2 separate regions of the Mus musculus genome follow, and region 1 is linked to region 2. A link is a loop called in an ENCODE intact Hi-C map of the cell type or tissue named here. Cell type or tissue: left cerebral cortex. All regions are shown on one strand.

Region 1 (8,000 bases), 1.2 Mb before region 2:
GGAAGAGGGTATGGGGAGGGGAATGTGGGGGTCAGGATAAGACACTTTAATTAATACACACATACATAATTTGATGATATTTGTCTTTAAATGGACCCAGTTGATTTACGTGTATATTGTAGCCATCCCTTATCTTATTTTGTAATTTTGAGTGTCTTGTCTTTTCTTATTTTCTCTTAGTTCTTGCCTGTTTTCTACTTGAGTATTTTTGCCTTGTACTTTTATCTTAGTTATTTCTATTTTGTAATTACTCTAGAAACATATGATGTATGGTTAACTAATAGAGCCCTGAAATTAAACAATAAATTTGCCACCTTTCTGAAAATTACAGGACCCCTAGAATATATCTTCACTCACTTCTTACTAGAGAATCATTACTGTTTTCAATCCATATTCTTGCTTGTTTTATAATCTATTAGAGATTGCTATTTTGTATAATAAAAATTTGCTAATATCCACACATTTACCAGTGTCTTTGCCCATTGTGCCAACTTACACCTCACATATTCTGTTTCTACTGACGTTCTGTAGAGAAAGTTTTGCTCAAGTTCATTATGAGACATAAACAAGAATGTAAACAGCACATAATAGCTCTGTGTTGTTCAAACCTGAGCACAATCCAGTGTCCATACAATGGTGTGCGTATTGTAGCCTTTCATGGCCACTGTAGTCCTTCACCCAACTGAGTGTGATCAATATAGTCATTCATTTAGTAGTAGGTAGGGTATTATAGTTGTTTATCAGTAGGTGTGGGCACATAGTTCATCACTGTAGACCTTCAGTAGAAATTTATGAAAACACTGAAAAATGCATTGCAATTGTGCAGAAAAATGAATAAATTTTAATAATGCTGAACAAAAAAAGTAAAGTCATAATATGCATGCAGTGTGATTTTTTTCCATTAATAGGAACTTCCAATACTGAGTAACACAGTGTCTAGAGTAACAGCCCATGGCTAACATGATTAGGTCAAGAAGAGATTGTGTCTTAACCATCAGAATGATGGTTATTTCTGAGGGAAAATTCTGGAAGAGGGAAGGCTGGTGTCTGAGAGAGGCACATATAACACACATTCTAACAAGGCTCTTTTAGTCAAACTCCATGCATTGTGAGACTACGCAGTGACACAGGCATTTTCTCACCTTCTAGCCCTTTTCTTTTCAGTTTTTAATGCCCTTGAAGTTCAGCAATGTCTTCTGATTGGTTTAAGCCAAGGAACTATAGAGGCACTGGGCAGTCTTGGTAAGTGTTTATATAATGATGTGTGTGCATTCTAGATCAAAGGATGAACGCCAGTGTGTGTGACTGTTGGCCTCATACTGAAATGAAGGCGCTTGAAGAACAAAGTGTTATAGTTCAGGCAAGAAAGTTATAGACTACCACGCATATAAGACCAAGTTAGAGTCCTTCATTAGCTGCTGAGAAGTGTAAGCCCTTGCCCCAAAGAACTCAAGGCACTGAAGCTCAGAAGTAGTGTTTATGAAACCAAAACCATAATGACATCATGGTCAGGTATAGGTCAGAGGGACTGTGTAGTATTTGTTTTGGTTACATATCCAACCTATATTTTGGTTATGTGTCTGGGCCATGGTCGGAGCTACACGCACAAAAAAAAAAAACCCCACTGTCTTGTAAAAGAAATCCAAACAAAATACAAATAAAAGACCTTTTTTGAAAATATACAGTACAAAGCAACCACATAGTGCCACTTAGAACTTGGGTCTCAGCGCATCATGACTGCTTTCCAACTTCTCTAGCTTAATATTAATGACAATAAATATGTTTATCTGGAGTTCAGAGAGGAGTGATGGAGACAAGATGGTGGCATTTATTGGAGTTAACCAGATGAGGTTCAATCATGGGTCCACTACTAACACTGGCCTGCTTTGCTTCATTACTGAACTTGACCATATATGTAGGTCAGGGTTCTCTGGTGATGTAAGACCCTCCTTGGGGCTGGGGCCTTGTCTCTTGTATCTTTCTGCCCTTACCAGCCCAGTACCAGGTCTATGAGTTGTCCGATAGCACTTATTGAACAAAGTTCAGAAAGCCTCCTTATTTTTGGCAGCTGATGCTGTTGATAGCTAGGATATCTACTCTGCTTTGTCCCACCTCACCAAGTACCTTTGGCCTGGGGTTCTGACAAACAAGACTCAAGGGGACAGATTTCTAAGAAAAGCTGACTTCTCTATCAGCGGTTACTTGCCAGCTAGTGGAATGTCATGCGAGACAGATTGCAGACGCTTCGCCTCCATGACCATCAGAATCAGAAATGCTTGCCTGCCAATCAGCATTACGGTGAGGAGCTGTGACATGACAGTTGTCTGACTTGTGTTAATATGTTCTAATCTTGCAAACTAATTTTCTTCCCCCACTTGGCCATCCCAGCATTGTGTTTGCTCTGCCAGGGCTGGCACTGTCCATCAATCTTAGTTAGTGGCCCGCTCCCTCTATCTTACAGCTGAGAATATCTGTGGTCCCGTGATGCGCCTCAAACCTGCCCTACAAAGCTTCCTCTGCAATCAGCCCTGTGAGAATGCGTTCATCTGGTTTCAAATAAAGATGCATGCCCTTGTCTACGAGAGCTGACAAGATGGCCATTGTTGTCTGGAAATGGTTTTCAGAACGGCTTTTGCAGGAGACAGGGAGGCCCCATGACATAAGAAAATCACTGCGGTCCTAGTTATTTAGGAATCAGTGATATGTTACATTGCTGAAGTCAATCTCACCGAGCTCTCTTTAGGCTTGCCTTTCCTATGCGGATGGGGTGGGAAATGTCGAGGCTGAATCCTTTCCAAGCCATTTCTTGTCTCTGACATTTGACTGGTTCAATCTATCCTTCTACAACTGTTGACTCCCTAATAGCAAGTCTTTTGTCTCTCTGTGAGTCGCTATTTTTAACACTTCGGAGGATACAGGACTTACAAATCTGCAATGTTTTGATAAAAGCTGTAACTATTATCTTCCTAGAAAAACACGCACTCACAGAACGTATACTCACTTATGTTTTGTTTAGAAGCCCTAAAGCCCACTTGTGCTCTGGAATGAAAAGCTCATTTGGACTTGTATTTTTGTTGTAAGCTGTCTTAAATACAGCTGATTTTGGATTTATCTTAACTTTTTTGTCTTTGAAATAGTGAAAAACTGATAAAGATATAAAGAAAAGTCCAGTGGGTATGGATAGCCATGGATCCTGCAGCTGAATTGTTACTGTCCATTAGGCCTCCTCTCCTTCTTCCTCCCTCTCCTTCCTGTTTTTCATCTTCCCAAACTTCTCTTGTTTTTCCCTTCTTCCTCCTTCCTTGCTTCCTTCCTTTTTCTTCCCTTCCTTTCCTTTTTCTTTCCTTCCTTTCCTTTTTCTCTCCTTCCTTTCCTTTTTCTCTCCTTCCTTCCTTCCTTCCTTCCTTCCTTCCTTCCTTCCTTCCTTCCTTCCTTCCTTCCTTCCTTCCTTCCTCCTCCCTCCCTCCCTCCCTCCCTCCCTCCCTCCCTCCCTCCCTCCCTCCCTCCTTTCCTTCCTTCCTTCCTTCCTTCCTTCCTTCCTTCCTTCCTTCCTGCCTTCCTTCCTTCCTTTCTTCCTTCCTCCCTTCCTCCCTTCCTTCCTATGTCCATCAGTCCTCATTTTGAAACATTTAAAGATAAATTGCAGGGATCACTGAAGTACAGGTGGGCTATGATTTAGCATAGATGCCTGCCATTGCAGAGTGCTCAGGGAAAGATGGTATTTATTTATTTATTTATTTATTTATTTATTTATTTATGAGATTGCCCTGGCTTTAGACACAACCTCTCCTCTTCTGTCTGTTATGGGATCGAGCTGTATGTGTGGATGACTCACACTTATGAAATGCTACTGCACACATTCCTTACAGGGGGCTGGATCCCTGGAGTTGCAGGAAGCCCAGATTTTTCCCTTTCATCCCTAGGGGAGGGTGGGGCCACAGCAAACATAATTGCAAACAGAAAGCAGAGCAGGCTGGGGCTGCTTTAGGAAACGAGATAAGGGATGTCAGAGAGGGAAAGGACAGCATATATCCTCTAGAGGTAAGGGCTTGGGGAAGACATGCCAGAAGGCATGATGAAAAGTAACATTTATTCAACCCTTTGAAGAAAGGGCACTTTGGGTATCCATGACAGTGTAACCAACTGGTATAAGCTGGCTTCAGCATGGTTTAAGTATAGCAATAAAGGATCAGTTCTCTTTTGGGTATTGCTTGTACATATCATCTGTCTCTCTGCTGGCTTGTCCCTAAATGACTCTATCGCAGTAGCTCTTTAAGCCTCTTGGGGGGTCTTCCTTGGAGGTTGTGGCTTTTTGAGTCTCTTGGAGCTGTTCTTTCATTTTGAAGATGAGACTTAGAGGTTCCCTCTGCTCACATGACATTTGGAGAAAGATCTGGGGGCTGGGTCATGTATATAACATAGCCTGGTCCCCCCCCCCCCCCGCCACCTCTATTCTGTAATTCAAGTAGAGTTTGACCTAGTTACCTTTGCTTAGCTCCATTTAGCCAGGCGCATCCCTAAGTTTTGAGAGCAAAACAGTACCTGTGATTTTCTTATGAGCCACAAGAGGGGGAAGTGTGAACACAAATGAAAAAGAAAATTAAAAAAAAAAAAAAAAAAAACCACTCAAAAAACCAACCTCGCTGGCGAAACCCAGCTGGCAAGTGAGCATGTTTTCCGAGGCTTCGTTCCTGCTGCCAGCCTGGCAGCTCCAATCTGTTGTGTGTCCCCACTCTCTCTCTCTCTCTCTCTCTCTCTCTTTTCTCTGCCACTGTTCTTTCTCTGCCCCTCTCTCACTTTGTCTCTCACTGTCCCTCTGGAATTTCTCTGGGAAAAAAAGATGCAAATTGTTCTGCTGTCTTTAGAACGAAAAATTAATGAACAATTCCTAGGTGGGGTGGTGGGGGACCAAGATCTGAGGGAGTTTTTTTTTTTTTTTTTTTTTTTTTTTTTAACTATAATCTCAAAGTCAGCCAATGAGGGAGTTTTAGAAGCTCCTTACTTTTTGTTCATAAAAACAAAGCAGAGAGGCCTCCTCATCCTCAGGTGAGACCTTGATCCTCCTTGCTGGCCTCTGAGGTGGCAATGGTTGCGCAATATCACCACCTTGCAGAGTAGTGAGCATAGGTACAGATATGTCCAAGGGTTAGGTCAACATCACACAGCTAGGGTTAGAGCTGACTTTGAACAGGGCACTCTGATTAGAACGCCTCTGCCCTTAAGCCCCTTTATTGTCACTGAATCATATCATCAGTGGATGTAAAGTGTTCAGGGGCAGGGAGGGCATGGTCCTGATGCAGACCCTAGTGAGCAACTCAGATCAGAGGTGTCCCACAGGTGTGGGAGCCAGTTTCAAGGGTAACTGTTGAGACAGGAAGCTGCTGCATGGAGGTGACAAAGGATGGAAATGGGTGACAAGAAGATCGGTGTACTTAAGGAGGGGAGTGCAAGTGGGCAACAAGACCACCCAGAGCAGTGGCCAGGCCAACAGCTCTCAACTCTTTGCAGGGATTTGGAACTTTCGTCTCTGGGACCTATCAAGTTTCTGAGGTTCTGCCTGGTCAGAGCTTTGCCAGGCAGTGGGGGGATCTCATGATTATTTGGGCACATGCTTTCTGGTTAGGCCATGGTCTGGGAAGTGGAATGACCTATGGTTATTTTCATTTGTGTTCCTTTCGCTTCTCCTCAGGCTGTCTAGGGAAAGGCTCCATGGCCTAGGCTGTGGGAACTGCCCTGTCCATCGATGATAGAATGCATTTCAATTAATTCCTCATGTGTCATTGCAGACCATGCAGAACTAACTTTTTCTTAGAGTTAACACTGTATTATCATGAACACAAAGCATATTACATATAGAGAATTTAGAAATTAAAGTCCAGAAAGACGGTCTTACAGCGAGCGTCTCACCGCCCTGAGATAGTCAGTGTTTACATTTTTTTCTTTTTTCTTTTCCTGATCCTTATTTCCCCCTTCTCCTCATCTTTGTTCACACTTTCTTTAATGGTCTCCACGGGAGTCCTTCCTGGAAGTGCTGTAAAGAAACACATGTCACAGTCCATTGTGAAGCAGTGTGGGAGCAACCCTCATTTCTAGCACATACATTTCAAGAGTCACTGTGTAGACTGATATGACTTCTGGGCCTTCTCTACAATGTGGGCATGGCTTGGGCAGAGAACACACTGTGCAGTATTCACACTTCATGATGCCATGGGAAAGGGAAGAGAATACCATGCCTATAGCCTAAGGTGGGCCAGGCACTAAGCAGGATACTGTTCTTGGTATTCCTTTGTTGAAGAAAGAGTTGAGTTCCTATGGAAGGTGTAGTGGTCAGCACTGGGGCAGGGGGGGGGGGGAGCATGTGTGACTCCTGATCTCAAGCGAAACAGTCTCAGCAGAAAGAATAACTGGAGACAAGAATGGACAAATTGGTCTAGCCTTAGGCAAGGGTAGGGGTTGTCAGGAAAAAATTGAGTTAAGGAAGGAGGATTGAATCGTATGGGGGACTTTTGGTATAGCATTGGAAATGTAAATGAGCTAAATACCTAATAAAAAATGGGGAAAAAAAGACTAAAGGGCAACCTGGAGTTGGGTGCCTGAAGAAGGTAAGCATAGAGCTGCTGAAGTAGTTGCTGAGGAGTGCTTGACACACTCATAGGTGAAAGATCAGAATGCAAAGATAGAATTGTGGAGGGACTACATGTAAAGTTAGGAGCCATGAGAAAAAACGAAGTGGTGTGTGCATGGGGCAGGGGGAACCGTATGATGACTATTGCATGCTTAACCTTGCATATGATAGCATACATGGACTGTTTCACTTATTTTTAGTTCAAGAACAGGGAAACTAATCTGTAGTGATGAAGTCAAGATAATACTTATCTCTGACATGAAGGACGAGAGGAGCCTTACGGGTATGGAAAAATAGGTACCTGCATGCAGTGTCTAGACAAGAGTTTTATATATTAGATGCTACCGAATCATACACTTCAATTAGGAGACACAGCATTATGTACTGAATACATTATCTGAATCAATGAAAAAATACTCTGCTATGTAATAATGCATAGTACGTAGTCCATGGGCTGATGCTGCCCTGTAATCTGTAAGCAGCAGGCAGGGGGATAAGTTGCTTTCTCCAGAATACTCATTTATTCTTTAGTAGGAAGTTTTGCTACAACATGCCAGTTGAATTAAACATGCACTTAGTGACATCTCGTTAGCCCAGGAGGTAGATGATGGCAGCTTAGATCCCAGGTCCTTATACTGTGGGCTATGTCTCATATGGGGCTGTCACACACTTGAATGCAAGTGTTAAAAATATTTGGCAATAGCAAAAGGTCTCTGAATGCTCAATGACCAAACGTTAATTCAAAATCAAATGTGTAACGAATCCAAGGTGTTTCTAACAGTGATCGCCTGTGTAATGTTGTGCCTTGGGTCTAAGAACACAGCATATACACTTAGCACTGAGCTGGTTGTCACAGCATCCAATGTCAATGAGAGCTGCCCCAAACACCTCAGCTCAGACTTGAGACTCATGCATTTTATACACTGAGAAGCCTTCACTCTACATACAAAGTTTTCTAGTAAAACCATAATGGTCTAAATGCAGAAAACAAAGTCTTTTAATATTTTTCTGCCATTATTCCTTAGAATATAATTATTAAATTAGTATGCATTGTGGCTGCATTATATTTAACTGCTTTAATTTTAAAGGTGCTGATTGAATTGCTGATTTGAATTTCATTTTTTAAAAATGTCATTCAGGGGGCTTTGGCTTGGGATTTGGGCAGAATTTCTGGTGATTTTGAATGGAACTCACCACCCTTTGGCCATTTTGAACCACACATTTCTGCACAGAAGTGTCCTTAGCATTGATTATAAGATCAAAATATCTAACACCCTTAAAAAGCATTAGAAATGATCTAAATTTTGTGATATCAAATATTAAGCCCTGGCTTAATCTCTCTATAAAATAAACAAAGCACACCCATCTCATTAGG
Region 2 (8,000 bases):
AATATGAAAAGATAGAAAGTACTAAAAGCCTTAAAGCCAATGTATTACCTTATTCTCAAGAAATACCAATCCTTCCAGGACCTACTGTATTAATTGAAAGAGAATTATATAAAATATTTCAGATTTATAATATTTAAGGTAAATAGGTACAGGAATTTGATCATTGACTTAAAGCCCAATATCTCCTAAAACAAGACAAATAAAAAATTTATATAAAACCTCAATAATGCCACCAAAATTTATCATTATGTTTAAAGTTATATATTTTGAAGCTTTATAAAAGGAAGATTTACTGGTTATATTGACACGTTGTAAATCCTTGCTTTTCCCTTATAAAGAAAAATATCGGTTGTTTTCTGCTGCTACTGAAAAGATGCTTCATAGACAGCATTCTCACAGCACATCACTCCATTTAAGACTGATGCTGAATGCATTAGAGTCAGTTTAAGACACAGGCACATGATAACTGCTTGATAAGTAGTCTCTTAACATTTGTTTTTACAATATATTGTTGAGTATTGTAGTTATGCAATATAGTACAGAATGTATCATACCACATAATTCTAAAACAGCTCAAATATTTGCATTTTAATTAAAAAACATATACTCCAAAAGAGCATTCCTTTTCTTCACTTCACAATAAAATCAACAACGAACCAGATAAAAAATAAACAATAACAAAAAAAACCTTCTCTTCCTGCCATAGTAAGAAATGTGGAAGGGCAGAGGAGAAAGAGGTGTCAGTACTCATGAAGTGACTAAGGGTGTCAGCTTGCCTGAGGAAATACCTGGTCTCTTCCTGGTATCCAGTCCTGATCACTTCATGTCTTTGGCCATAAACTAGATCCAATGACTTCTAGTGCACACTGGCTTTCAAAATGTGAACCATTTAGTGGAGTGTTTCCTTTTCTTAAGAACAGGAGCAATATAACATTTCTTATAAGGTCTCTCAAATATTGAGAAGAAATCTACATGTCATTGTGCCTCTCCACATGCTCATGTATGTGCATACAACAAAGACCCTCTGGAAAATGCATCAATAAAAATTCCCAGGCTGAGAGAACAGAAACTTCAGCTCTAACCTTGGTCATGCTATAAGAAAAGACTGTACTGGCTTCCATCGAAGCAAGAGAAACTTAGTAAGCCCCAGCTTCTCATCACAGAACCCCTGCTGCTGAGAAAGCTAACTGTCCCACTAGACCTGTGCAAGGTTTCGGGGAAGTGTTTGCTCATTTGTTTTGAAATTACAGAGAATCTTTCCAGTACTATATCTGAGAGACCTAGAAGCAAGGGAAGAAGGCAAATTGATGTCAGTGCCTAATTCTGAGTGCTGAATTCCACAGCGAGTGCCCAGGGTGGCAGAGGGATGACAGAGGAAAGGTCATGTTTGAAGCTGCACAAGTCTGGTCTGCACAGGGCCACAAGCCTTAAAGCTGGCCTCAGGCTAGGATGTCCCGGGAAGCTCAACAGGAAACTAGCATCCATCTGAGCAGACAGGGAGACAAAGCTCTGCTCTAAGAACCCCAAGCTGAACAGGAATGAGAAGGGAAACAACAGATCTGCCCAGCTCCCAGGTCCACTAGCAGCCCCAAGCAACTAGGCCTGAAGCGGGAGCAGAAACTACAATCAGGCACTGACACTAAATTATTGTGATAGACCTCTGAGAGTGGGGGAAGCAGGGAGACAAGTGAGCAGATCTGAAGTCTCTTCCCAAGCCAAGTCACACAGTGCCAAGACTGGCTGATCCCAATAGATGAGTGCACACAGAGTGTTTGAGCAGATTCTCCAGGGCAGCATGTGGGTAGGATGTGGCCAGGTTTGTTCTGTTTCCCCTTTCCCCATCCAGTCTGCAACCTGCCGCTGATGTTGGGTACCTTCTCCTAACCAGCACTTGCCCCTTAGCTGAAAACTACGAAAAACTGGAGAAGGAGAAAAGGCAAAAATCAAAAGCGAGATTTCATGGTCAGTCTTCCTAGCCAGGGCCTCTCCAGGCTCTCCTGGCCGGTTAGGCTTCCCTTGGGAATCCTGTAATCCAGAGCTGAACTGAGCTACTCAAGTCAGCCAAGCCCGTGCCTATGGGCCTTGGGGATGAGGTGCTGAGTACGCAGGCTAATTATACATGTGGCATTTGGGCAGCCAACTGTCCAGTTGACACCTTACCTTATGAGGAAGCGTCCTCCCCACCAACTGTTCAAAACAAAATGCCATCTCGGGATCAGCTTCGCCTGCTCTGGGCCGGTTCAGGGTTCCCTCTCCTACCGCCTCTCGCCTCTCCAACCTAACACAAGAATGTGGCCTAGGGAGGCCAGTCGCAGGCAGGCAGGCCCGCCAGGGTTGGGGGGACAGGCGGGGCGGGCCTTGCCAGGTGTCTGTCCTGTCCCCCCTCACTGTGGACCAGCTCGGGAACGTAACCACTTGACCTTTTTATTCACCGAACCCACCTTCTAGAAATAGACTGGGCGGGGCTGTGTCTGTTCTCGGACCAGGGGGAAAACCCGGACATGTGACTACAAAGGACAGAAGAGAGGAGACCCTGGTGGGCGGGGGGAAGGGGCATTCTCTCCACTGGGTTGCTGGCTGGGCGGTTCCGTGAGGGCCAAAAGCCAAGCCACTGGAGTTCACCCTGGAGCCCAGCGTCCAGGACCGAGAAGTCACCAGAACTCCCTCTCAGACATTGAAACTGGAGGTCCGGAGCCCAATCTATTGTGCCGCTGGGACAGTTTCGGACTATCTTGAGACTGAAACTTCAAGTGCGGCCCTTACAGGAGGCAACTCGCAGAAGCAGCCTAGAACAGCCCATCTTGCTAACTAGCAGCCCTGCCAGCCCAGTAAATGACTTATTTTAGACCACAAACTGGAGTCGCTGCCGATAACTGGTCATTCACACAAACAAACATTTTCAAACTTGGTCAGAGTCAGACAAGCTTAAATAAAACTCATAATACGCCGGAAACGACCACCTTTTATCTATCCGAACACACCAATTCTTTTTATCTTAAAGCTGCGCGGACCCGGAGCCAGTCTGTCCTCCGCAGAGCCCGGCCGTTCCTTTGCATTTGCAGCAGTTCAGCCCCAGCAGCCTTTGCACAAACCCGGGTCCTTCTTCGTACTGCCCTTTAAGGGAGAAAGCCGAAAGCAGCTCCCCCGGGGCAGGCGAGCCTCGCCAACACCGCCTCCCGCCCAGGGCCCAGCCGGTGCTCCGAACATCGGCCCGCAGCGGGCAGCCAGTAGCGGGCCGGGCAGAGAGCCTAGAGGGACGAAGGTTGCGGGTCAGGCTCTGAGCCGAGGGTGCCGGCTGAAGCGCAGAGGACCTGGAAGCCGAACCCGCGCGAGCCTTACGGGGCTGTCCCTCGCCCACGCCGTCAGCGGGCCAGCCTGCGCAGCAAGCGTGCTGAGCAAAAAGGACCACCGTTGGGTTGCAAACTGCCTTGGAGTTCGGTTTGTGTACTGCTGAGAGGACCATTAAAAGTAAAGTGCAATAGTGGAGGGAGCAAGGGGAACTGGAACTCGAGCGTCCCGGGAAAGTCGTGGGAAGCCCCGGTGGTGGAGGGCGAGGAGGGAGCGCGCGGCTTCTAGCCACCCGGGTTTTCTTTAATCCTCCGGGTAAATTTCACCCCTAGCGCGGAGAGCTACGAAGATCCTGGAGTCCCGCCCGCCCTAGGCCAGCGTCAACCCCACAACTAGCCAACGATCCCAGTCCGAAATGGGGGAGGTTCAGAAGCCCTGCGGGTCCTCCCGGCCCCTGAGCCACAGCCTGGCTAACACTGACGCCTCTTAGAACTGCGGCGGCGCAGTCACACGGCAAATCGACACTTTTCAAGAAAACAAAATATTCATTCTCTAACAAAACTAACTTCGCATTGAGTTTCTATTGGGGGAGAGGGGTTAACTCGGCCCTAAAGGAAGCCCGTTTTGTCCAGGTTAGATTTTGTCTACTTATGGATCAGCCGTTGGGTGAGGGTTTAATTTATGGCTTATGCATTCTTTTAAGGTCGATTTACATGACCTCCGGCTACAACTAAGATTGCCGAAGAGGGCACTCCAGTCGTCAGTCGGCCAAACCCACAATTACAACAGCCCTCCCCCACCTTCTGTGGCTCAGACTCCCCTGGCAATCTAAACTGTTCTCTCTCTCTCTCTCTCTCTCTCTCTCTCTCTCTCCCTCTCCCCCCTCTCCCCCCTCTCCCCTCTCCCCTCTTCCCCCTCTCCCCTCTCTCCCCTCTCTCCCTCTCCCCATCCTTTCCTCCTCCACCTTTCTCTTGTTTCTTCTTTTTTATGACTTTACTTTTTGATATTATGAATAACATAAAATATCACTTTGAAAGTTTCGCTAAAACTTTCTCAAAACCCAAGCAAGCATGCCGCGATGAAAGATCCAGTGTTCACAAAGCCCTCAAGATGTTGCCCTCTTGTGGGTACAAAGGGCATTGCCATCCAAGAGCCCCATCTGAACCCTAAGCTGGAGAATAGAAAGAGCGAGGGAAAGGGAGAGAGGGGAGGAAGAGGAGAGAGAGGGGAGGGGGAGGGAGAAGGAGAGAGAGAGAGAGAGAGAGAGAGAGAGAGAGAGAGAGAGAGAGAGAGAGAGAGAGAGAGAGAGAGAGAGAAACACTAACACAACACAGTAGGCACACCAACTTCTTCCATCCCACACTTGTGCGAACTTCCATGAAATACCTACCTCGAACTTTACGGAGACTTAACAATTCACTCTCTAAGCCACCTGACTTCTTTTTCATCTCATTCCCACTTCTATAGATTATCTACTTGGGGAGGCGAAGGTGGAGGAATTAGGTGGGCCAAGAGGGCAGACAGATTTCCGGACGAATACTTGCGATGGCGATAACACTTCTGCTGTCAAAGGTGGCTTTGGCTGTCTCTCCCTGCCCTTTTGCCTCGGTGTCCTACGCACAGTTATCTGCGGCTACAACATGTGTTTTCTCGGAGTGATTTGGGGAAGGGGTGGGGGCAAGAAAACCAGAAACCCGCCACGCAGATCTGTCACCGCCTCCGGAGTAAGGCACAACTCTCCGAGAGAGGCAGGCATCCTGAGGAACAGGGTGTCCACAGCAAGGGAGCGGCGCCGGGCCCCTTTCTCTACCTCGACTCGCCCGCTTGCCTGCCCGCCGGCGAGCACCCTCCTCCCAGTCCCCTCCCGGCCAGCCGCGGCTCTGCCAAAGGCTGCGCTCGACTGCCTCGCGTCCCTCCGCTGTCCCACCCCAGCCGCCGTCCCCGTACAGAGAAACTAACCCCAGAGGTGCCGGGAAGGGCAGGAGTGGGAGGCGCTGAGGCCAGTGCCCAGCCTAACGCGGGGCTCCTGTCCCCTGCCCCCTACGGCGCCCCAACAGGTAGCTATGACTGCTGCTCTCTCACTCAGCCTCCCTCGCTCTCTTAATTCGCTCGCTCCGTCCCGGTTACCTGGGCGGGCTCCAGGATGGTACCTCTCGGGAGGGTTCCTTGTGCGCTGCGCCGCGGGAGTAAAAGACATTAAAGAAAAAGGGAAAGATACAAATTTTAAAAATTAAAGAAAGGGGAGTCGGTGCTAAGTCAATTAGCTGAGCCTGGGGAGCAAGGGAGCAGGTCCCCAGCGCTGCGGCCCCGGCCCGCCGCCCGTTAACTCAAGTCTGCGGGGGTGTCCTGTCCCGGGCCCTGGGGGGAGCGCTGAGCGCACAAGTTTGCTGCCGGGGTGCCAGGAGGTGCACGCGGAGCCGGGTGACAGGGGGCTTTCCCCCTTGAAACAAGTGAAGGCGATGGTTAGTGCTGTCAATCTTGGCAATCAGTGTGAGCGGCCATGTCGTAAGTATTCAAAGCATTTCCCGTCGTGCAACATCAGAAAGTGAGTGGCCAGGGCATTGATCTGAGCGAGGGAGAGGAGGCAGGGCTCCCCTCCCAGACAACACAGGCAAGATGAGACAAGAGGCGAAGGAGGCAGCAAGCCAGGCGGGGCGGCTGGGAGGGAGGGGGAAGGGCCGGGGAAGAAGGGAGGGGAGAGCAGGAGGCAGAGGCAAGAGCAAGCCTCTGAGAGAGGAGGGCAGAGAGATCGGCTAGAGCAGAGACTGGAATTAGAGAACGCGCCCGGGACGCAGAGAGTGAAGCAACGGCTACAGGGGCATGAAGAGGAGGGCGATTCCGGGCAAGAGGGGCCAAGGAACAAGAACTAGGTGAGGGAGAAGCAGGCTGAAAAGAAAGGACCGAGGGAGCATTGCTAGGGACTGGGATTGCTGGAGAAGGAACCAAGAAAAAGGTAAAGTGAAGCGGGAGAGAGGTAGGAAGCTCTGAGGAAAAGAGGAGCAAAGGCGAAGGATGAGGACGTCAATTGGGAGGAAAGTAGGGATGGCCCTTTGAGCTTCCGAAAAGTTAAGCGACTGGAGGTGGCACAGTCTGAAGGTTAAAAAATATGGATACTGAACTAGAAGGTCATACTAGTGAGTGAGGGAAACACCTGAAGGAGAAGGATGTGGACCAGGTAGGAGAAAAGTGGCTTTGGGGGCTAGTAGTGCAGATGAGAAAGAGTAGTCAACAGAGTAGAGAAAAAAGGATGCAGGAAACCGATCATAAAACCATCAATGTGCAGAACCTCAGGGAATGGGGAAGAAAAACTGAAACAATATAGGAGAAACTGAAAGAAAAAGAAATTGGCATAACAAATCCCTAACTTTGTGGGTAGCCTTGTCCTGAAGGCCATATGACTGACAGAGTTCACGGAATAAAATTTCTATAAAAAGATACGTGCAAACACCACAGACAGCTTCATACCTGTACAGCAATAAATAAAATGGCTGAACGTCTGTCTATTCTATGGAACTGAGTGGGTGACACATGTGCATTAACTCAGCCTTGCAAAGACTAGACACTAGAAAGAAACAATCCCAGAGGGCTAAACTGAAGCCTGGAGATGTTGAAAACTTTTAAGTCGACCAGACTAGCACATAAAATTGCACATTCAGATATAAACAATTATTGAATAAAAAGCACTGTCCCTCCCACAATAAAAGCCCTAGCCCGGATCAAGATCCCCCTCTGAGCTATGTGTAGAGTGGACTAATGGTGTGGCAGATGCAGAATGCCTAAATGAGGAGAGGCCTGGAACCTTTTCTCAAGGCATAGACAACTGGAAGACCAGAACCAGAGGGAACATAGATGGTGTCCGCAGTGGTAGTTGAGAAAAGAGAAAGAGGTACGTGAGAAAACTATCTGTGGTTGCTGGCAAGAGGCAGTGTACAAGGGGTCGACCTCCCTCAAGCAAGGCCCAGAAAGGAAAAAAAAACAAAAACAAAAACACAAAACTGAGGTCAGTGGAGACCTACATCAGGAACAAAGCTAGGAGCAAGATCCTAGTTGATCAACATAAGCTGCAGAGACTTTAAAGGCTTCTACTTTGTAGAAACTGACAAAAGAGAGCTCCTTTGAGGAGCCTTCTAAGGAGAGACACTGAAGTAAACAGAAGAATCTGGAATGATGAGCAACAAGAGGAAGACCTCCCATAGATAGAAGCAAGAATAAAAGAGAAATTGTTAAGCAGGCAATGGAAGGAAGAGGCTCCTAATGTATACTCCATGTTAATTAGCTTCCATATGAACTCCAGACAAGAGAGAGGTGGGATGGAGGTAGAGAGCACACCTAGGATGAGCCTGGAGAAATGCAGAGACTGGCTGTTTCTGCTTTCTGGAAAACAACTGGAGGGTTCAGAGTTTAGAGGCTGTGTGTTAAAATGGCTTGAAGGCTGGTTGGAAGGAAAGGAGTCCTTAACAAGAAATGTTGAGATTTCCATTGCTCACAACTGCCTCCAGATAGCACAACTAGAGAACCATGAAGGGTACCTAGTAGGCCAGATTTTTATTTAGCAGTGTTCCTTAGAACACTGGACCGTCCATAGACCTAACATCCAGAAGGAAAGTCCAAATCTGCACTTCCATCTGAGAAAGCTTCCCCCATTTGTGTCTGAGCAAGGCTCCACCTGGCCCAGCTCTGAATTCCTGAGCCTTGAACTCTTCAGCTGCCTC

What was found. Peaks named below come from ENCODE experiments on the same cell type or tissue, not always from the same donor. Only the 100,000 strongest peaks of a DNase experiment are listed, where the experiment ranks them.
Region 1: it touches region 2 in a loop (5-fold over the local background); 10 of 42 quality-filtered maps call a loop at or near these places.

Annotation. Positions count from the first base shown.
Region 1 is chr7:114,869,650-114,877,649 of GRCm38, forward strand. No RefSeq gene overlaps it. Among named protein-coding and RNA genes, the nearest start is that of Gm24982, 41 kb to the left of the region's middle. In left cerebral cortex, a CTCF peak has its summit at 4,567; a DNase peak (open chromatin) is centred at 4,672.
Region 2 is chr7:116,028,700-116,036,699 of GRCm38, forward strand. The region is part of intron 1 of Sox6 (SRY (sex determining region Y)-box 6); the gene reads right to left. It overlaps Sox6os (SRY (sex determining region Y)-box 6, opposite strand), which reads left to right and starts at 3,280. Exons shown (of 2, transcript NR_152104.1): 1 at 3,280-3,468; 2 at 3,621-3,851. In left cerebral cortex, a CTCF peak has its summit at 4,399 (motif pointing left); DNase peaks (open chromatin) are centred at 1,764, 2,067, 2,479, 2,595 and 7 more places; H3K4me3 peaks cover 3,987 bases; H3K27ac peaks cover 4,473 bases.